Regions from separate parts of the Homo sapiens genome. Here region 2 is linked to region 1. The links are chromatin loops, found by intact Hi-C in ENCODE. Cell type or tissue: dorsolateral prefrontal cortex. All regions are shown on one strand. Each heading gives the region's core, and the rest is flanking DNA. Links, peaks and the distances in the headings are about the cores only. Region 1 overlaps MMP2 (matrix metallopeptidase 2). Region 2 overlaps SLC6A2 (solute carrier family 6 member 2).

Evidence for each region. Peaks named below come from ENCODE experiments on the same cell type or tissue, not always from the same donor. Only the 100,000 strongest peaks of a DNase experiment are listed, where the experiment ranks them.
Region 2: a loop joins it to region 1, with 5 times the contacts of the local background. A loop is called at or near these places in 32 of 110 quality-filtered maps.

What each region holds. Positions count from the first base shown.
Region 1 is chr16:55,485,545-55,498,739 of GRCh38, reverse strand. MMP2 (matrix metallopeptidase 2) reads right to left here. Exons shown (of 13, transcript NM_004530.6): 5 at 12,963-13,136; 6 at 10,024-10,197; 7 at 8,916-9,089; 8 at 6,784-6,939; 9 at 5,447-5,582; 10 at 1,678-1,814; 11 at 292-451. Among named protein-coding and RNA genes, the nearest start is that of MMP2, 13 kb to the right of the region's middle. In dorsolateral prefrontal cortex, for the core only: a CTCF peak has its summit at 3,548; a DNase peak (open chromatin) is centred at 3,529; H3K27ac peaks cover 991 bases.
Region 2 is chr16:55,700,206-55,708,205 of GRCh38, reverse strand. It overlaps SLC6A2 (solute carrier family 6 member 2), which reads right to left. Exons shown (of 15, transcript NM_001172501.3): 13 at 7,900-8,000; 14 at 6,272-6,343; 15 at 2,014-5,883. The coding sequence ends at 5,860. Among named protein-coding and RNA genes, the nearest start is that of SLC6A2, 48 kb to the right of the region's middle. In dorsolateral prefrontal cortex, for the core only: CTCF peaks have their summits at 4,421, 4,621 (motif pointing right) and 6,289 (motif pointing right); DNase peaks (open chromatin) are centred at 4,642 and 6,325.

The DNA of each region.
Region 1 (13,195 bases), core at 1-8,000:
TTCAGTGAGTCATTTCAAAATGTGAGGGTCCAGACCAGACATGGGCCAATCAAAAGAATTCTGCAAAGAGAAAGGATATTCCACCAGAATTATATCAGCAATGTGTACAAGAATGGTTCACCTTTGGCAACATCTCAGAGGTGCCAGAGACCAAAGAGGTTAGATACCAGAGAGAGGGCATCCAGAGCCCACCAACCTCTGAACTCAGCCCAGGAGGCTTGAAGCCTCAGGGCGGCTTCTCTGTCTCTCGCAGCCAACTGTGCTGCTGTCCTACCCACCGCCCTCCCTTACCTCCAGAATTTGTCTCCAGCAAAGATGTATGTCTTCTTGTTTTTGCTCCAGTTAAAGGCGGCATCCACTCGCTGGACATCAGGGGGCAGTCCCAGGCTGGTCAGTGGCTTGGGGTACCCTCGCTCCAGGGTGCTGGCTGAGTAGATCCAGTATTCATTCCCTGGGGTGGAAGCAAAGGGTGTGTTGGCTGGTGCTGACATGCCCTAGGCCAGCCTGTTCCTCCCATCATCTGTCTGTCCACGGGCCCCACTGCAGCCATTCCCAACAGAGTGCAACTTCCTGCTCACTCCTGGTTGCAGTGCCCAGAATCAGGGCTCACACAGAGGGCTTTAGAAGTCAATTACAGAAGGTGCCTGGTCAAGGACATGAGTTGGGGGATAAATCCAGCTCACACTCTGCTCACCAAGTCGTGCACTCTAAGGGCCTTGCTGTCATAAAGAGGCACCTTTTGCTAATTTGCAAAAAGGTGCCCTAGGAGCCAGCAGTTGTCCTCTCCGGGACCCATGATTACGGTGGATTGGGGGAGGTGGGAGCCAGGTGGTGGAGACAATAGTCTTGGCTGAGCCTTTATCTTCTCTAGGATCCCACCTCAGACCAGGACAGGGACCTCCTAAATCCTTCTTTACCCCTCATAAGAGCCCAGCTGTCTGTCTCCCTGAGTGGTTTGTGAGCATCGCGAAGGCAGAGCTTGTATCCCCAGGGTATGGCAAAGCCCAGCGCATGGAAATGCTCCAATAAATGTTAAATGAGTAAACCTTAGCCATACAGACCTCACCTTGATGATTTCTACCACTTCTAGGGGCTCCCTGTACTATTATTTACTTAACATTCTGCTTTCAGTGAATTCATTTTGAAATCTTTAAAAATAAATTTATTAAAAAATGTTTTTTGACTGTCAAAATATCAGTTACTGAATAATCCGTTTCTGTCCTGATTTGAAACTCCACACTATTATAACTAACTGCCTCTGTTAAAACCAATTTATGTCTAAAAGTAAAAATGAAAACAAATATTCTTTAAAACATTCGAACTAAAACTGTTACCTGCCAAAGACTGTATCACTACAAAGGCGTTAGGGACACACCAGCACTAAACTGAGACTTTTTTTCTTCTAGAAAAGAAATGAGACGGATTGAAAAGAATTAAGAAAATGAAATGTGTACACTGAGGGTTAATGCTATCTGATGTTGGGTGTCGGAACCAATCTCCCAGAGGAGCTGCGCACTTCAGGAAATAATGTTGAAAGAATGAATCCATAAAGGAAAGGGAGCACCCACGGGTGCATAGGAACTGTGGTTTGAGAGGGGGAGTGAGCCTGGGACACCCAGGAGCCCTGGTGCAGAGCCCTGTGGAGCTGAGGGCCAAGGAAGGGTGCTTCCCACACACCTGCAAAGAACACAGCCTTCTCCTCCTGTGGGGCCTCGTATACCGCATCAATCTTTTCCGGGAGCTCAGGCCAGAATGTGGCCACCAGCAGGGGCCCCATGGGCTTGTCACGTGGCGTCACAGTCCGCCAAATGAACCTGGCAGGAGGCAAGGGGGCACAGGAAACCACATCTTCAGTCACCCTGCAGCTCGAACCACACACACCCCCAAACCCACCCAGAAACATCCCAGAGATGATTCCATGATGGGAGTGGGAGGCAGGATCAAAGGAAGGTTGGAGAAGGACTGGAGAACGGGCAGAGTTCCTGTCTGCAATCTGCTGGAGCTGAGAAACATCCTCCTACCCTGTTCTCTCCCTCTACCTCCTCCAGGAAGCCTTCCCTGACTACCTCCATCCATATTGTGTTTTCCCTCTCTAAGCCTCTCAAAATCATCAACTCTGAGTGCCTGGAACAGTAGTGTCTGTTTGTCTTAACTCTCCTATTTGATTAGAGGCCAATTGGGGCAGGAGCTGATGACACTCAAGTATTTCCTGAATTAAAATGAAATGAATTTGTGTACTTTGTCAAGAGTAAGAGTTATCATTTATTGAGGGTCCTACTAAATGCCATGTGCTTTATTTATGTGCCTTGTAATTTAATCCCCACAATCTTTTAAGACAGCATGCACTCTGGATGGTCTACCTAGCATTAATTATCTATTTCCCCACCATCCTTCTTCACAAAACTCCACATTTATGATCCAGCCTTCACCTCCTCTGACCCTGTGTCCCCTACCCCCATTCTAGGGGTAGATACTGATTGGTATAAGCCACTGGTTCTCAAAGTGCAGTCTCCTGACCAGCAGCATCTGCGTCACCTGAGAACTCATTAGAAATGCAAATGATTGGGTCCTTACAGAGATCTACAGATAAGAATCTCTGGGCTTGGGGCCCAGAATCTGTGTTTTAACAAGCCTTCCAGATGATTCTAACGCATGCCAAGGTTTGAGAACTACTGGTCTAAGCCAATCAGAGTTTAGCATTCCCTAGCACTGTTACTGATTCAGCAGTTGCCATATGACTTACAGTGGTGTAAAGACGGAACACACAGACTTGTATTTCACATCTGGGGGTCTGTGTGTGTGTATCTGTGCGTGTCTCTTTCTCTCTCGCTTCCTGGGAGAGGGCAGGGATTAGAGCCCCAACTGCCACTGGTAACCTTCTTGTGACCATGAGGTAGAACCGGCCTTAGGATGAAGTAAGTGCAGAGGCTAGCAGTGGACAAAGACATCAAGTCACTGACCCTCTCTCTGCCCCTGCAGGCAGCTCTACCCCTGGACTTTGTACCAAATGAAAGCAATTTCTCTCTACTGTTTAGGCTGGATTGAGTTTGCAGAGGGATGGTCTCTGTTATTTGCAGAAAAACATCCTAGCGTAGGAAGGTGTCACAATTTTTATTTAGCAAATGAAGCTCAGAGAGGTTAGGATTCAAATTACTTAGTTATCACTACATCAATGACTAAATAAATTAGTTATTACCAAGATTCATATCCAGATCTGACTCCAAAGTCTGAGTTTAATCACCCTGCAATACTGTCCTTCATGACCCCCACCCTCACCAGTGCCTAGCAGCAATTTTTGCTCATGGTTGAAGTTTAATATTTACTGGTTAATCAAATAAACCCATTAAACACTCATCACGTTCCTTTTGAAAGAAAACTGTGATGTGGTAGGCCAGGGATGGCTCCAGCCTGGGTCTGGGCTCTGCATCCTTTCCTAGGCCCCACACATCTGAGATCTGCATGTGTGGTCAGGGCTTTCTTAGTGGGAGGAGCTCCAGATGAAGCACATTGCCAGATCCTTACAATGGGAACTGCAGAGCAGTGCTGACATCTGCTGTTATATATCCTGATTTGGGCATTCGAGGCCTGACGGGACCTGATTTCTCACTACATTCTAAGTCTCATCTCTCATTGCATTCTTGCCATTTCCCCATTGGCCAGCAGACCCTGTGAAGGGCAAGGCATCTGCACCCCAGAATTTGGCCCAGTGCCTAGAGTAGAGGAAACTCTTCCTGAAAGTTTATGGAACATCTTCTAGCCTCACCAGATTCTCACTGGCTAATCCAGAAACTTTCACATCACTATGGCTTGGCTCTGCAGGTCCCTCTGTCTCAAAGAACCTCCTAACTTGTCACCCCCATCAGATTCTTGCTTCTCCTTTGAAGGCTCTGCTCAAATGCTGCTGCATCTGTGAAGCCTTCCTTGACTGGGACGTGCTCACAAAAGCACCTAACACCTCTGCGATCACTTTTCTTTCATCTTGCCATGTCAGTTCTCCATGCCTATTTCTCAAACTGGACTTGTGATGCACAAACTTTAATGTGCATCAGAATCACTGGGAGAATTTGCTAAAACGCAGATTCCTGGGGCCTAGCCCCAGAGTTCCAGTCAGGAGGGTCTGAAGCTGGGGCAGAAAACCCACCTTTTAATACCCACACTCTAGATGGTTCTGTTATAGGAGGCCCATGCGCCTGTCTTTGAGAACACTGATCTAGCAGCCCCCCACCCCACTGTCCCGAGAACATCATTCTTCCTCCTCCAGCTACTAAAGCCTAGCAAAGTATTTGGCACAGTAGATGCCAAACAATTATTTGTCAATAACAATAGCTAATATGAATACACTTACTCTGTGTCAGGCATTGTTTTTGTTCTCAGCACTAAGTTCATCTAATCCTTACAACAGCCCTAGGAGATAGGTTGGAATATTAGCCCCATTTTATAAATGAGGAAACCAAGGTACAAAGAAGATACTTAATTAACTTGTCTATGATTACATAACCAGTAAGTAGCAGTTACAGAATTCTAACCCAGAGAATCTGGCTTCAGAGTCCATTTTCTCAACTACTATACTCTATGAATGAATAAATGGATGAATAATGAATAATGGATGGCTGGATCATAAATAATGGATAATAGATGGCTGGCTGGCTGGATGGATGATGGATGGAAAGATATAGGTATGGATGGATGGATGGGTAGATGGATGGATGATAGAAGAATGGAAGGACAGACCCTTTAATGAGGTCCTAGATACTGCCTGCCATTCTCCAGGGAACTAGGGCATTAGGGTAAACCTCAGTCTTTAGTCAACTGAGTGGTGATCTTTATCTATAGCATGAAGAATACCACCTCTTTCTACTCTGCAGTCACTCACCACCCATACACAGAGTAATTTGGCCATTTGAGGGCAACGCCATTCTAGAAGGCCTGTGGTAGACTGAATTATGGTTCCCAATTCTTCCCTCCATTTTGATTTTAGGATTATGCATTCATATGCATTTCCATGTGACTTTGCAGTACTACCCTCTAGGGTAGGTCTTGGGATTGGCCATGTGACTTATTTCAGGCAGTGGAATATTCTCAGACAAGATGTGAGTGGAGGCTTTAAATGAGCTTGTGTAGTTCAGTTTGGCCTCTTGCACCCTGTCATCTGCCATGAGTAGCTGCTAATCCCATGAGAACAACAGGCAGAGCACACCTGAACCCAAACTGTAGCTGAAAGTCAAGATAACTAGTAGACCCACAGACTATGAGAGAGCAAACAAAATGCTTGGGTGCAAATCCACTGAAACCTGGAGGTTGTTTGATACACAGCAGAAACTGCCTAATTCAGGTCATTCTGGGAAGCATTTGGCGGAGTCTTCAGCGAAGAGTGAGGGAAAAGAATAATGGTATAAGAGCAGAGGACAGGAGACAAGGAGGACAAGAAGCAAGCTCCTGCACTCACCGGTCCTTGAAGAAGAAGATCTCACCACGGATCTGAGCGATGCCATCAAATACAATGTCCTGTTTGCAGATCTCAGGAGTGACAGGGCCCAGCGTGGGGGTGGGGCCGGTGCCAAGGTCAATGTCAGGAGAGGCCCCTGGGGAGAACACCTGACCTTAGACTCTCTGCAGCTCCAGAGGTTCTCCCCACTAGGGTGAGCCCCCAGGGGTGCCCACCCAACCATCTAAGAGTCAGAAGAAATCGCCTTCTGGCCTTAGTGTAAGCTCCGTAAGGTAACAAGAAGATGCCTGGACTTGGGGAGTCCTGGGGCCCTTTGTACTTTATATATGCTTTTTACTGACATCACCCAAATCAGTCCTCTCTATAGCCCTGGGAGTGGGGTATCATGATTGCACCATTTCACAGGTGAGGAAACTGAGGCCCAGAAAAGTTGAGTGACTTGCCCAAGGATTCAAACCCAAAGCTCAGATTCTTATGCCCACAAGAGTCAGGGCGGTCAGGGGGCCGCTGGTGTGTCCAGAACTGACAGTATGGCACTTTTCATGATAAGCAATTATTTTAGAGATGAGGAAACTGAGTCCAAAGAGGTATAAAGACTTACACAATATCTTGCAGCTAGTGAAGGGCAGAGGCCACATTTGAACCCAGCACCCCTCACGGCAGACCTTGGGCTTTTTCCTGAGTCTAGCAGTCCCCAAACTTCATCACTCAAGCACCACTTTCACTATTTTGGCCTGGCTCAGATATCACCTGGACCATTAAATATTTTTTAAAAATGAACTGACTTTTTAAACTCTAGCCTCACTGTAAGAACCAACAATAAATAAATAAATAAATAAATAAATAAATAAATAAATAAATAAATAATTGGCTTAAGGCACTGGTTGTTCTGTTTCTACTACATACTAAAAATCAAAGCTTATTATGAAAACTAGAAACTTCCACCCCCGTATTGTTAAGGTCATTCCACATGATGGAAAATTCTGTCCTGTACTTGGCTATTCTCCTGGATTCTAAACTCCACTGGGTTGCTCAAACCTGTGTAACCTTGCACCAGGTGACCTTACTCACCTAGAAAATGGGAGAAACCCAGAAATGGAGCGCTAAGAGTGACATGGATATTAGCATTGTTCGGATAGGGAAGAGTTATCCAAGTATCCCCTTGGAGAGCTGCTCTGCCTTCCCAAGACCAGGTCAACACTCCCATTTCCTGCCCTCGTCTCCAGCACTCCTGGCTGGATGAGATCTTGCTGGTCCCACCCCCTGGGCCTCCATCCCAGGCTACATGACCTCCCCCCTCCTCACCCTCCACCCCCAACCCCCGCCCGGAGGTTTACCATAGAGCTCCTGAATGCCCTTGATGTCATCCTGGGACAGACGGAAGTTCTTGGTGTAGGTGTAAATGGGTGCCATCAGGGCCCCAGGGTCTTGGGAGTGCTCCAGCCCCATGGCGTGGCCAAACTCGTGGGCTGCCACGAGGAACAGGCTGTACCCTGAGGGTTGCAGGGAGGAGAGAGGGTTGAAAGACAGGAAGAGAGATGAGAGAGAAGTCAAGACCTGACCCAGTGATGCAGACTTTTGAGGACAGCCCCACAGTAAGGCTGAGAACCCTGGAAGCGGCATGTATTGATTTTTTTTTTCTTTTCCTGAGAATTCTGGGATCAATACACAATTTTGGGATTAGTGCCTATTGTTTCCAAGTGGGGTCAGCCAAAGTCTTCTTGTCTCTTTCCAAGTCAGTATCAGGACAGGTGTGCTATAAAGGAACAGAACAAGTAGTATCTGCGAATTTTCTACTTAAAACCCCATTCATTTTAAAATCCTGCTTCCTGGCTTTTTATGTCTCTCTATAAAAGATGAGCTCTACAAACCCAGCTCCTCAGCCTCTCTGAAGAGGTAAGAAGAGTGGGGATAGGCTGGCCCCATGTTGCCACCATTTCTGCCCAGGTGAAAGCAGTAAAAACCTTTCACACTTAGCGTGGTTGCACAGGCTGAGCCACAGCCAGCGAGCAAAACCTGTGTCACACCCTGTTGTGGTTAAATGCGTCCCCCCAGAAAAGATTTGCCCAAGTCTTAACCCTAGGGACCTGTGAATGTGAACTTATTTGGAAATAGGCAGGAGAATCACTTGAACCCAGGAGGCAGAGGTTGCAGTGAGCCGAGATCATGCCACTGCACTCCAGCTGGGCAAGAGCAAGACTCCGTCTCAAAAAAAAAAAAAAGGAGGAGAGGCAAGCAGAGGGGGAAGAAGGCCATCCATGTCATGACAGAGGCATAGACTGGAGTGACGCATCCTTCAGAGGGAACATGGCCTTACTGACGCCGTGATTTTAGACTTCCAGCCTCCAGAAGCATGAAAGAATACATGGGGTTTGTTTCAAGCCATCAGTTTGTGGCACTTTGTCATGGCAGCCCCAGGAGACTATAATATTCACCCTGGGTGAGCCACTGAGCTCTGGATACTTGAACCACTCAGGAAGGTGGAGAATCCCACCTTTAAGCTGGTAAAATCAGACTGTGTCCTAGCAAGGAATTTAGCAGGGGATAAGAAAACCTCCTTTGGCCAGCCTCTGTCCACTGACATCTGCCAAGTTCCATCTCATGATGATTAAAAAGAATGAAAGCAACATAAAGACAGGCTTGCCTAATTCTGACAGGCCCTGGACCTGCCCACTGACCTGGCCATTATGGGCCATCAGGGAGCTTTAAGCAACCCTGCAACCCTGGGCTCTGTAGCCTAGATTGGGCACAGGGCCCCAAGCACCCTGCTCACTGCACTGAGCACATAGTAAGGTCACAAGCTGTCTCCTGGTCACTCTCTCCCCTGAGCTTGTGAGTCCTAGGGGGCAGAGAGCTGTCCCAGTCAGCTCCATCCTCAGCACCCAGGACTGACGAGGACCCACCATTTACACCCTGGTAACAGATGGTGCTGACTGATGGGGGAGAGAGGGCTCTGGGGGCTCCCCCAGGGCTGCGTGGACCATGGTGTCAGATCAAGCATGAGGCTCTTCCTTTTTTCCTTTCTTCTACTGCCTACCAGCTCCTTGAAGGCACCTCTTTGTGCAGTGGGAATGTCTCTTAGGAGAATTGTCTCTCTGGTAATCTGTGCTCAGAATTCAGCCAATTTTGGTAGTCACAAGCCCGCCTGGAGGGTGGCTGAAGGGGAAGACAAGAGCAGTGACCCCTCAGGAAGGCCAGTTCTTACCCAGGAGGTGAGTAGCAGCATCTGGTCTACCAGGGTCTGATTTTGGAGGCTGTGCCTCCACCTGGATGGGCAGGATCTAAGCAGGGACCTTGGCTCCACCAGAGATGGGCATTGTCTCAGCCCAGGTGGGCGGGTCTGGGTAGGTGGGTGTCTGGGGGGCAGTGTCTATGCTTGAAGTGGGTGAGGTCTCAGGAAGGTTTTTGGAGCAAGTTTAGGGGCAAGGGCAATGTCCAGGGTCTCTGTCCAATGACCAGGGCCTCGTACCTTGGTCAGGGCAGAAGCCCCACTTGCGGTCATCATCGTAGTTGGCTGTGGTCGCACACCACATCTTTCCGTCACTGCGGCCGGCGCTGGTGCAGCTCTCATATTTGTTGCCCAGGAAAGTGAAGGGGAAGACACAGGGGGCACCTTCTGAGTTCCCACCAACAGTGGACATGGCTGTGGGGTTAGGGATACGGGTCAAGGCGCAGCAAAGAGTCTGAGGCTACCACCAGGAAGCAATGACATGACGCTGACCTTAATGAACCACACCTAAGTTAGACTCAGTCCCAGGCACTGTATCTTTAGACTCATCTCACCCACCCCTGACAACAGCCTTGTGCAGGAGGGACTGAATAGCACCGCGTTTCATGGATGGGAAATAGATCAGAGAGATGATGAAATTTCCCTAAGCCAACACTGCTAGGAAGTATCAGAGCTGCAATTCAAACCCAGGAAGCCAGATTCCAGAGTTCTAATGAGCCTCCCATGGAAGGGGGCAGATGGGCTAGGGGCAAAGGGAGTTGGATGAAGCTGATGGCACCAGCACATGCCCCTCAGCTGTGAGCCCCCTTGGGCAGGGCTTTGCAGAGACCAACCTCTGTGTATGCTGCACAAAGCAGGCGCTCAGTAAATTCCTGTTGGAGGAAGGGAAGAAGGAAAGGAGGGAGGGATAGAGAGGAGGGCAGGAAGGAGACAGGGAGGAAAGCACGGAGCTCTTAATAAAAAACAGACTAAAAGGTGGAGATACAGACCAGGAAAGGCAGGGAAGAGAGATTGCAGGGTCAGAGAGGAGGAGAGAGAAGTCTCTGCCAGAGAGCCTGAGAGAAAAGGGATGCAGGTCGGTCAGAGGATCCTGAGCAGGCCTGACATTTAAGTGTCACCAATTCAACTGTTGATGCCCAATGTCTGTTCTGATTTCAGTGCCCAGGCCATACCAGGTGACAAGTATCCTGACTAGCTACACGGACATCTTGGTGTGGATGTCATTCGCACAGATGTCTTAGCACCCCTGTCTTGGGGAAAGGAGGTGGGCACTCGGAGTCTTATGGGTTTTTTTTTTGTCAGACAGCAGGTGCTGGGCCCTGAGGGAGGGAGAGGGAGTGGCACCCACCGGTCTCAGGGCAGAAGCCATACTTCTTGTCGCGGTCGTAGTCCTCAGTGGTGCCGCACCAGCGGTAGCCATCCGTGCGGCCCTCAGTGGTGCAGCTGTCATAGGATGTGCCCTGGAAGCGGAATGGAAACTTGCAGGGCTGTCCTTCAGCGTTGCCGCCCATGGTGAACAGGGCTAAGGGTGGGGGAGAGAGGGAAGGATGTGAATGAGACATGCTTCCATGGGCACAGGGCTGGCTGGCTGCCCACCTGCCGGTTCACACCAGTGAAGTTGATGCATTGTTAAAATATTAAGAAAACATCTCTACTGGTTGGTAAGGAGCTGCTTCTCTGAGCTCCCAGAGAGAACCCCTGCTTCCCTGGTTATCCCAATCCCTCCCGTGGGACCTTGTGGACCACCCAACAACAAAATGATTGACACCTGGCACACAGCAAGGGCTTCTAGAACCCTGCCTCAGCCCCAAGGGCACTGTCCATTCTGCCTGGTCCACACCTGTACCATGCAAATTTCATGTAATAATGATGTATGACATGAATATATCAGTCATGGCAGGCAGGACCACGAGAATCTCTCTCCATTTGATAGGTGGAGAAATCAAGGCTAGGACAAAGATGGTTCTCAAACTGCTCATGGTCACAGAAATGAAAGAAGTGAATGAAGGTTGTAACTAAAAACTACAAAACACACTAATCTCAATCTCTCTTGCTTAGTCTGTCACTCTCATATATGTGTGTGTGCGTGCACACGCATACACAGAAAGCTTGCTTTACCTCCTGTCAACCCCAGGCCCCTTCCTGGATGGCCTTGTTGCAGTCTCTGTAGGAAGGAGAGAAAGAATGAAGAGGAGGAGGGAGGGAGAGGGAGGTGGTGCCTTCAGGTCCCTTTTACTAAACACTCTGGGCTCCTACTTTGACATCTTCAAGACAGGGGCCATAAATGGAGAGTTGGGGGAGGGAGTGGGGTTCAGAGCCTGGCCTGTCTGTCTTGGATTCTCCCCATCCTCCCCTCATCCACCCAAAGCTAAAAAATGGTGTCTCTGGAATTGCCAACCAGCAAAACCACAAGTCCATAACAAGGACCATCTGTGCACAACGGCGCCAGAGGTGACCTCACCAGCCCCCGTTAACTCCACCATGGCCGGAATGGAGCCCAGTCCCTGGCCTCCCACCACAGAACTCGAGGCCCTGTATCCTCACCACTCCCCTCTCTACCAAAAGACCTTGTCCTGCAATGCCAGAAACAATGGCACCTAGAGAAAAGGCAAGACTGAGTCCAGATACCTTAGTGGCCTCAGAGTTGAGAAAGGCAAAGCGTTAACTTCGACCAATGCCAGCCCCCTGCCTCTGACCTCTCATTTCTACCACCCAGGAAGCCCCTGTCTCCTCCCAAATTCCCCTGACAAGGATGGCAAGAATCAGACACTGACTCAGCCATCAGCAGGGGCTGAGTAACAACAATCTCTGCCTCGAGACCCAGACACGTGCGTGTTGTGCGTACTTGCATCTGGCTAAGCACAAAGTAAATGGCTAATGTCCAATGCAGGGAATAACCCTTCCCAAATTTATGAAATACAGCTGTTTCCACATCTAACTATCACCAAAGCTTTCTGTTCCTATCAGAGGGGTGACACAGGGAAGGGTTAACGCCACATGTAATCCCTACCGGGAAACGCAAGATACAAAAAATATTTTTATTTCAAAATGTCTGACTTATTAATGGTGAATGGCTTAAACTCTTACTTAATATAAAGTTTAGCTCTGGTAGTAAAAGCATAAACAGGAAGGGAATTAACTAGCTCTTTGTTTCTTTCATTCTGTCAAGATGGTTGGTGCTTAGTTTTCAGTTACAGTGGGGTTAGGGAGATTCACAGACATAAAATTACAGACAAAAAGACAGTCTTTAGTCTATGTAGACTATAGAGTCTTTGTGACATGGGAAAGAAGATAGTGTTAAAAATTTTTAGACTTTTTTCCATTTTCGCCAGGTTTTCTGGGCTTTCAATCTGCAGAATTATCAAATATGATGACTTCATAGAGTATGAAGTTACATTGTCTTTTTGTGATTTATGACTATTAAGTGTGTCAAGGATATTTTTAAAAAGGATTGAGTGTGTATGTCAATATCTGTACCCCATTTTAAAAGATTTCCCCCATGTGGCTTCAAAATCTCTGAAATGTTGCATCTCAGGCACTGACAAGCACACAAACACAAATACTGAGTCAAGCCTAAAGTCTTTATCAAGACACAGAGATGCAGACACAAGCTAGACAGGAGGCAGAAAAAGACAGTGCCCAAGAGAGGCAGATAGTATAGCCCCCGTGCCCAGACACACACACACACACACACACACACACACACACACACACACAGGCACACACACACACACACACACACGCATTAGCAGAGGCAGCATCAGGACCAAGGCAGGAGCAATAGCTGAAATTCCTCAGTTGGAGTACGCAAACCAGGTTGAGTCCAGCCCTGGTCTGAGTCCTGCCTCCCTATCACACTGCTAGGTTTCCAGCTACCAGCAAGCCTTTCCTCATGCCCTTGAAGTATCAATCTTGACTGAAGTGTAAAGACTGGTTCTAGAGAGAACCACTGGGCATTGTAATAGTTCTAAGTTCACTCCAATATATATTAGAAATAAATAATTAGCAAATCAAATCTGTGACTTCCTAAATGATTGCTAATGGTGAAACTTAAAAAAAATCAACTTGATTTAATTAGAGTACTACGTTCATCATGGTACTGGTGGGAGAGAAACAGCAATGGCTCAGATCAGGATGGGGGGGAACTGAGTGAAGGACGTTGGAGGGATGCTCATTAACTGGCAGTGGCAGCCAGTCCTGGAGAGTGTGGAGGGAAGAGCACACTGGGGAGCCCGGGAAGCTGGAGGCTTGGGGTGGAAAGTCTTGGGGACTAGAGTGGATGCTCACCTTCATGGGGACAGAAGCCGTACTTGCCATCCTTCTCAAAGTTGTAGGTGGTGGAGCACCAGAGGAAGCCATCGCTGCGGCCGGTATCAGTGCAGCTGTTGTACTCCTTGCCATTGAACAAGAAGGGGAACTTGCAGTACTCCCCATCGGCGTTCCCATACTTCACACGGACCACTAAAGAGTGACATGGAAGGGGGAGGTTGGACTTCTCCAGGCCTTCTTTGGAGACCAAG
Region 2 (8,000 bases), core at 1-8,000, 210 kb before region 1:
ATGATTGATATGAAAAGTCAAGCCAGGCCCAGTGGCCTGCACCTGTGATCCCAGCTACTCAGGAAGCTAAGGCAGGAGGTTTGCTTGAGGTCAGGAGTTTGAGACCAGCCTGGGCAATCTAGTGAGTCACTGTTTCTACCAAAAATAAAATTAGACAACTGTGGTGGCATGCACTTATAATCCCATCTACTCAGGAGGCTGAGGCGGGAGGATCACTTTGAGCCCAGGAGGTCAAGACTGCTGTGAGCTGTCATCGCACCACTGTACTCCAGCCTGGGCGACACAGTGAGACCCTGTCTCAGAAACAAACAGACAAAAAAACAAAGTCAACATAATGCGGGGTGACTGAGATTCAGAAATAAGGTCTATTGTCATCCTCATTTAGTTTGGGGTGAAGGGCAGAGACCGATGCCATGTATCATCAGAAGAGAGAGGCCCCCAAAAGTAATATATACTTGTGGGTTTTAAATATTTGAAAACTTGATGAATGTATGGATCCTTTTTCCCCAAAAATGAGCACAAATTCATTCAAACAGAAGTTTGAATTTAATCTCAGAAGATTCTGAAAAATTTTGAAACCCATTCATGAACACTTAGTTCTGACCACTCCCGATCCGCTGTAGAGGAACAAATTGAGCCCCAGATAGAGACTACGTGTATCAGTGCCTTTGGGGAGGAGATAAAAATGAAGCTATCCAATCTCCAGAAGTAGGATGGGGTGCAATTAAATTGGGGAAAATTCAGAAGCCCACTAAGTGCCTAAGGTGAGGCTTATCTGTGCTGCTCCGACTTCTCCTACTGTGTTGTCAGCCTAGGGGACAGGGTGGAAGCCTGGGCCACCAGATTCTCCATCACCCCCACAAAACAGCTGCCCTTTCCTTCTCTGGACCAGCCTCCCTCCCCTCCTCCCACAAGACCACTGCTTACCAGATCTCGTCAGGCACAAGGGAATGCCAGAAGTGCAGCTGCCTTCTGTTTGATTCACTATAATAAAGCCCAACTCCAATTCTGGGTTGAAACAAAATGATCAGAATGATAATAGCCTCTCTGGGATATCTTCCCAACTCTAATTTGTGAGGCCAAACCACTCCTACCCCAGGGTCCTTGGCATGAATGTATTTGCATCTCCCAGTGCTGCTGTACAAGGCAGGCTTATGACTGTCAAAAAAAAAAAAAAAAAAAAAAGAAGAAGAAAAAAGAAAAAAAACAACCCTAGGAACTCCAAATGGAAGGAATCTTAGAGGTTGTGCAACCTCCCTCCCCCCAATTCCACCTGACATTGCATCCCCAGGAGACACTGCCTGCTATCTGCTTGCATATCTCTAGAGCTGGAGTTACCACTTCCAGCAACAGCCCATTCTCTATTCTGGTAGAATCTTGCAAGCTGTCTTCCTGGACTTCCTACCATTGGCACCATTTCAGCACTTGGGCCCACCACACACTCTCTGACAGCCTTTAGATATTTGAAGACATTGACTGAACAGTTATTTGACAACACCCCTTTTACATTGGTATCACTATCTATTTGCTGGCTTGCATTAAAAATAATTACCTATAAGTTCACATCTTCTCCAAACAATGACAATACTCAGCTTACATCTTCCCCAAACAAAGACTTAGATCTTCTAAGGTCTAAATGTGAATGTATCCCTCTCCCCAGAAAAATTCACACATGCACCAAATTGTGTATTTAATTCAATCCAACAGGAGGTTCTGAGCTCCTTGAAACAGCCTTAGAAATGAAAACTAAACTAAACTAAACCTGGTATCACTTGGTGCCCTCTTTTTATTTAAAAATATATGTTAATCTCAAAGCTAAGATTACAGATTTAACTCCTTCCAATCTCCTTTTCCATAGGTTATAAAAAGAGTTATTTGATTAAAAGGTGGGTCACTATGACCAGACGCTCTTCTTTACTAGTTGGAAGCTGATCATAGATACACCCACCTCCCTTACATAATTTGTAGCATTCCACCTTCATGGAAGAAAGCATTCAGAACTCTGCTACCAGATACACAGCCCAGGAAACATTATTTATTATTCTGTACACTTATATTCCACAAAGAGAACAACTTTTAAAATCCATATCAGACACAGAAATCTGCATGACATTGGAACAGTCCATGACACAGAGAGGACACAATTGAAACAGTCTTTATTTACACGGAAGCAGAGAGACAGAGGGATGAGGGCAGGCACCCCAAAAGTGACTTCACATTCACCAATGTTTCAGTGGCTTCTAAGACCACAGCAGAGCTGTGGATCCTGGGACTCACAGGGTATGAAAATGTGTTACCCTCCAAAGCCTCAAAACAAAAGGGTTGGATTAAAAACAAATACCAAGTGTTTCTGGCATCAGTTGAAAAATATCTGAGAAAGAGGAACTATTGAATGTCCAGAAAAATCAAAGTTCTGGAGGCTAGAAATCTGACATTTCTCTGATAGAGAGATCACTGGTCATCAGTTCATTTTGGGAAATTCTTACAGTTAAGTGATGTGTTTCCTTCATTGTAAATTTAACAGGAGAGCATCATTATGGATACATGCAGGGTTTTCTTTAATGGAATGGGAACTTTGATGATCTGATATAACCCCTGATTTTAAAGACAAAGAATCTTGAAGCCCCAAAAGATGAAGCCACTATCCCCAGGCCACCCAGCTAGTCAGCTGCAGACCCAAGTCTGTAAAACTATATGCTGTGCTTTTTCCGCCACACTACACACCTTCTCTGTTTTTCTCTCTTCGGTGGCTTTCGAAGGAAATAAACAAATAAAGTGAGTTCAATGGGCTTCTTTACTAGGAAATGATTTCTTTGGTAAGAATGCTTCAGTCTCACATTAGCGAGGCTAGAAAACAGATCATATAGCAGGAACTGGCTCCCAGCTGAGCGGTAACTCCTTTTGAGAATTAAGGCAGCTTCAGGGATTTCTGTTCAGCAGGATATCTGGCAAGAGTTGGTAGCTCTCCTTCTCCCTTGTCTCGTTTTCATCTAGAATGAAAGCTAAAAGGTGGGTGCTAAATAACTAGACATTGAGTAGACGTAAATGTGATGTTCTCAAACTGATATTTTACATTTCATGAAAAATAATAATTCTTTAAAAACCTGAAAAAATATCAAAAGCGTCAAGTGTCATATACAGTACACAGCACCCTTGTCCCGGGTGACCTCTGCTATTAAAAACAAGCTACAAAAAGGAAGTCAAAGATGACTTAACATAAAGCCCATACTCTCTCTCCATTAAATGTGGGTGGAAAGGTAAACCCAAATGATCTCCAAGCACCTCCCCGAGAACTTCCAAGGGCTTTCTGGGTACCCCCACCCTCCCAGGGGACCCAGGCTTGGAGCCAGGTTCCCATCCCAGATTCAGGAGCCAACTTCCGCCGCAAGGCAGCACCACTGCGTTGGTTTGGTGTTGGTTCAGCTAGCACCACATCTCCGATTCACCCCGGGACAAATGTCTGGAGGCAGAAGGGGCCACATGCAGATGGCAAAGAGGAAATGGCAGGCTCTCTCGGAAGCACGACCCTGCTCTAATGCAAAAGGCTTTGCTGACTGTTTGCTCTCATTTCAACCAAGTAGACTCAGCTTTTCACATCCAACTATTCCAAAGAGTGATTATTTTCATCAAAAGAGAGCAGCTAAATAATTTCCTCTCTGGAAACCAGCTAGAGGAAAATAAATGGCATTCTCTCGCCCCTTCCCATCCTCCAACACATTGTTCTTTTGCTAAGAAATTTTCCTTTGCGGTTTGAATGAGTTTTTTAAAAATGACAGTCCTGGGTGGGGTGAACCCTATTGTGCAGGGAATATTCAAAATAATCTGGGCTGAGAGTCAGTGGATGTGAATTGAAGGCCCAACTCGATCTGTTAGTTGCTAAAAAACCTTGAGCAAGAGTGACTAAAATGCTGGGCCTTGGTTCTCTCACCTGGGAAATGGGGAGATAGAAGCTATAGCCCTGCAGTCCTCACTGGGCAGATGGCAGGTAATGTGCATTAAAGTGCTTTATTACAAACAAACAAACAAACAAACAAAAACAAAAACAAAAAACGAAAAGAAAAATGGTAACACCTAGGAAGAAGTTACCTTTTATGGGAGGATATAAAGTCACTAATGGGGCCCAGACCCCGACCTGATTGTTCTCCATTCTTAAGCCTCACTGTTCACAGGGCTCCAAGACACCTGCCACCTGGGCTGTCTCAGGCATTCAGCTGACCTTTTTATACAGAAAGATTCAAAGTCTCCTGATTTTCCCTCTTTTATCTATAGAATGACCTGAGGACCCCGACCCAGCAAGGAAACCTCAGGACCCTGGGAGACAAAACCATCTCCCTGCCCCACCCTGGTCCCCTCATAATCCTCTTCATGCAGGAACCACCAGGCTCAACAACACCCCAATTTGAGGCAAAGCACCTTCTTGACGTGCGAATGCAGCGGCTTCTTTATTTTTTCCCAAGATCCCGCAACAGGAGCTCCCACAGTCAGAATAAGAATCCCTCCAACAAGGGTGTAAGAGACTCTAACCATAAACAGAAACCCCTCCCAAAGATGCCACCAATTTAGCAAACTAGGAATCATTTCTCTTACGGAACTAAAACTAAACACCACCAGAGGGCACCAAGTGCAAGTTTGTATCAGAAGTAGATCCAAGTAGAAACCTAGAAATTCTCTGAAACCACCAAACTGTTCCATCCACTCTCAAAATTCTCCCCTCCACTTGAGAGAGTATTTCTGGGCTGCTTGTCTCACCCTGCCCTCCAAGGTGCCACATCTAGTGCATGAGAGTTTTTGCAGCCAACTCTCCATTTCTCAAGACCCCTGGTCCACTCCAGGTGGGATCCCCAGAGGGAGGCTGTGCAGGTGTGCAAGAACAATAAATTAACACAACAGCCTGTCAGGCTCCCTTTGGGCACCCACCTGGCCTTGTGAGGACAGCACGGTGAAGACACACATGAGGCCTCACTTGGTCCCTGCCCCCGTTTCCCCAGGCAGGTCTCAGGAAGTGCAGATGGGTTTCTGGGCTCCGTGTCTTACAGAGCAAGAGCAGCATGAGGCCTCAGTAGATGTGGCTTGCCACGTGGCCTCCACCAGCTTGTCTGATGCAGGTACCTCCTAGAACCTGCTCACTGTGGTTCATTTACCCTCTTCCTCCTGTCCCCCATATCTCTGGGCCATCTGACCACCAAAAGCTGGAGGAATGTTCCAGAACACACACATCAAACTCAGATTGGCCAGAGTGAAAATTAACTATGAATGTTTCTACTCAAAATCCCTCAAAGCATCTATCCACTGACTTCATTTTAGAGACAAATAAATCTAACTCCCAGGCTGAGGTTCAGACATGAGAGGGCTGTCTAGGGTGGGCAAGAGGAGGGTCTATGTACCTTCCCCAACCACCCCACTAAACTCAGCCAGATTTTGTTTGATTTTTGCTTTAGTTTTAGTTTTTTTTTTTTTTGGGAGGGGTATCTGATCAAAAGCCCATCCTCTCTCTGATTTGGTGGACTAAGAACTCCTGTGCCCAAAGTCTAGGCAAATGTGGTGGGGATTTCCGACCTCATGAACCTAGCTTCAGCAGGATCCCAAAGTGGGAGAGACTTCCCCCAAAACAGCGGGGACAGAACAGAAGTCATTTTCCTGTTTGCTCCTCTCCTCTGAGCTAACAGCCCCCAGGCCAGATGCACAGAAGGTGAACAAAAACTACAGTCACGAAATCATTTGTAAATGGGAAAAGAAGAGAGGATCAGAAAGGACAACTTCCAGGGGAGGAATCCCAAGATGGTGTCCGAGGTGGGAGCGCAGCGGATGCCTGTGACCTGGACATTGGCATGGGGGTTCCTCCTTCTCCTCCAGGCAGGCTCAGATGGCCAGCCAGTGTTGCAACTGCAGAGAAAGACAGCGAGGACTTGATGACATGGTGGGGACAGAAAGGAGCAAGGGCCAGCTGGCGGGGGCAGCAGGAGGTAGAGAGAAGGCAGAAAAACACCCCCTTCCTTCACGGACCTCAGGGAACGTGCAAGTTGATTCCCTAATTGTCACAGAGGCCCAGAAAGGGCAGCAGAACCTCCCCAAAGTCACAGGGCAAGCCTGAGGCCATGGGCTCAAGGTGAGCCTCCCTGTCCCCCATCCCGATGTTTCCAAGGGGAAAAGGCAGCTCACACTGGGTTTCTGGGTTTTCTGGATGTGATGTCTAGCCTTGGGCAGTGCACAGCAGGGAACAGCCAGGGCCCGCCCTTGTAATCTCCACCCCAGGGGTCTAGGCTTCACCCACCTGGAACTGTCTGATGTCCCTCTGAGCCACCAGGTGGTGCTCGTTCTCTGGCGTGATGCCATAGGCCAGTCTCTGAAAGGAAGAGAAGGGGAGGAGGCCTCAGCTTGGCCCAGGGACACCCTTCTGGCAGCCTGGCTGCACCCCCAGATGAGGGCCACCTGCTATTTGATCCTGCAGCCCCACATGGATAGCATTTGGGGTCTGTACAAGACACCTCCAGCTTTGTTTGTGGAGCTGGTCCATTGAGTCACTCATCCAGACACTGTTTCTTGAGCTGCCTACTGTGGTCAGACATGGGGCTAGGCCCTGTGGATCCAGACTTGAAGGAGACCCACACAGTCTCTACTTTGGGGGAGCTTACCGCCCATGTAAGGGACTGGCAATGAACAAACACACACATCATCTTAGACCCAGAATGGAGAAAGTGCAGCAGGGAGAGTGTGGAAGGAAGCCTCTGGCCCTGCAGGGAATCAGGAAAGCCCTCCTGCAGTGGAGGCACTTGTGGGGTCTCAAGCCATGTGTTCTGAACCAACAATTGATCACTGGTAGCAGGAAGCCTCTCCACTCCCAAAGTGTGAAGAATAGAAGGCTCAGGTCCCAGTTCCCATGTCTAGAATGAGGTCACTGAACACTGATCCTCCCAGTGACCCGGAACCAGACTTAGGGATTTCACAGACAGGAAATGTATCACAAAGAATGAGGATGGGGACTGTCTGTCTGTTACTCCCTTCCTTGAGTTTCCTTGTGGCTCCCAAGGATGCCTTCCATCCTCATTTTGTTTACCTGCCCTTGATTAGAATGTGAACTCCATAAGGGCAGGAATTTTTGTCTAGTGCCTCGAATACTACCCAGCATATATCTGCGTCCCAATAAATACCTTCCAAGTGAGTGGATAAAGGAATGAAGGAATGAAATCATCTTTGTTTTGTAAAGTAAGGATATGAGGAAAAGATTATCACTATTAGTTTATGAAAGAAAGGATATTTTAATCAAATAGGAGTGACATAATTTCAGAATAAAGGGCAGTTTCCTAAATATTTATATAAATGTGTGTGTGTGTGTATATATACATGTATGTATATACACACACATGTACATATATACATATGTATAAATATTGACATATATGCAGAATGCATAGAAAGAAATAGTTCAGAAATCTCTGGTTTAGGCTGATCAGATTATTAGGTTCTGGAAAGAGGCAGGTGAAAACCAGAAGGAGCAGATCACAGTGGGCTTGGATGGGGAGAGCTGGGACATCTTGGGAAATGACAAATCTTAGACAGAGACATCACAGTGAGCTGGGTTCAGGCAGTCTGTCTAATCAATCCTTAGTGAACTCCAGGGCTGAGCTCACCCCCAAGTAACATGTACTGAACACCTCCTGTGCGCCAGACACTGTGCTAAGTACTTCTTTTTTGTTTTGGGGTACGTAATATTATCCTCAATATACAGATGTGGAAACTGAGGCTCATGGGGGAAAATAACCTGGCCAATGAGGTGGGTCCGTTTGACCCTAGTGTCTGTGTCCTTCTGTCCCTTCCCCCACCCCAACAGGAATGAGAGTCGTCCCGTCTTCCCCCTCAGCCCCCTCCCACCCTGTTCCCCTGGGGAGGACCAGAGCTCACCTCCCAAAGAGAGCCCTGCGTGCTGAGGAACTTATAGATGACGTAGATGGGCACCAGGACCATGGAGGACAGGGCGATGCCCCACCCCACCCAGTTGGCCC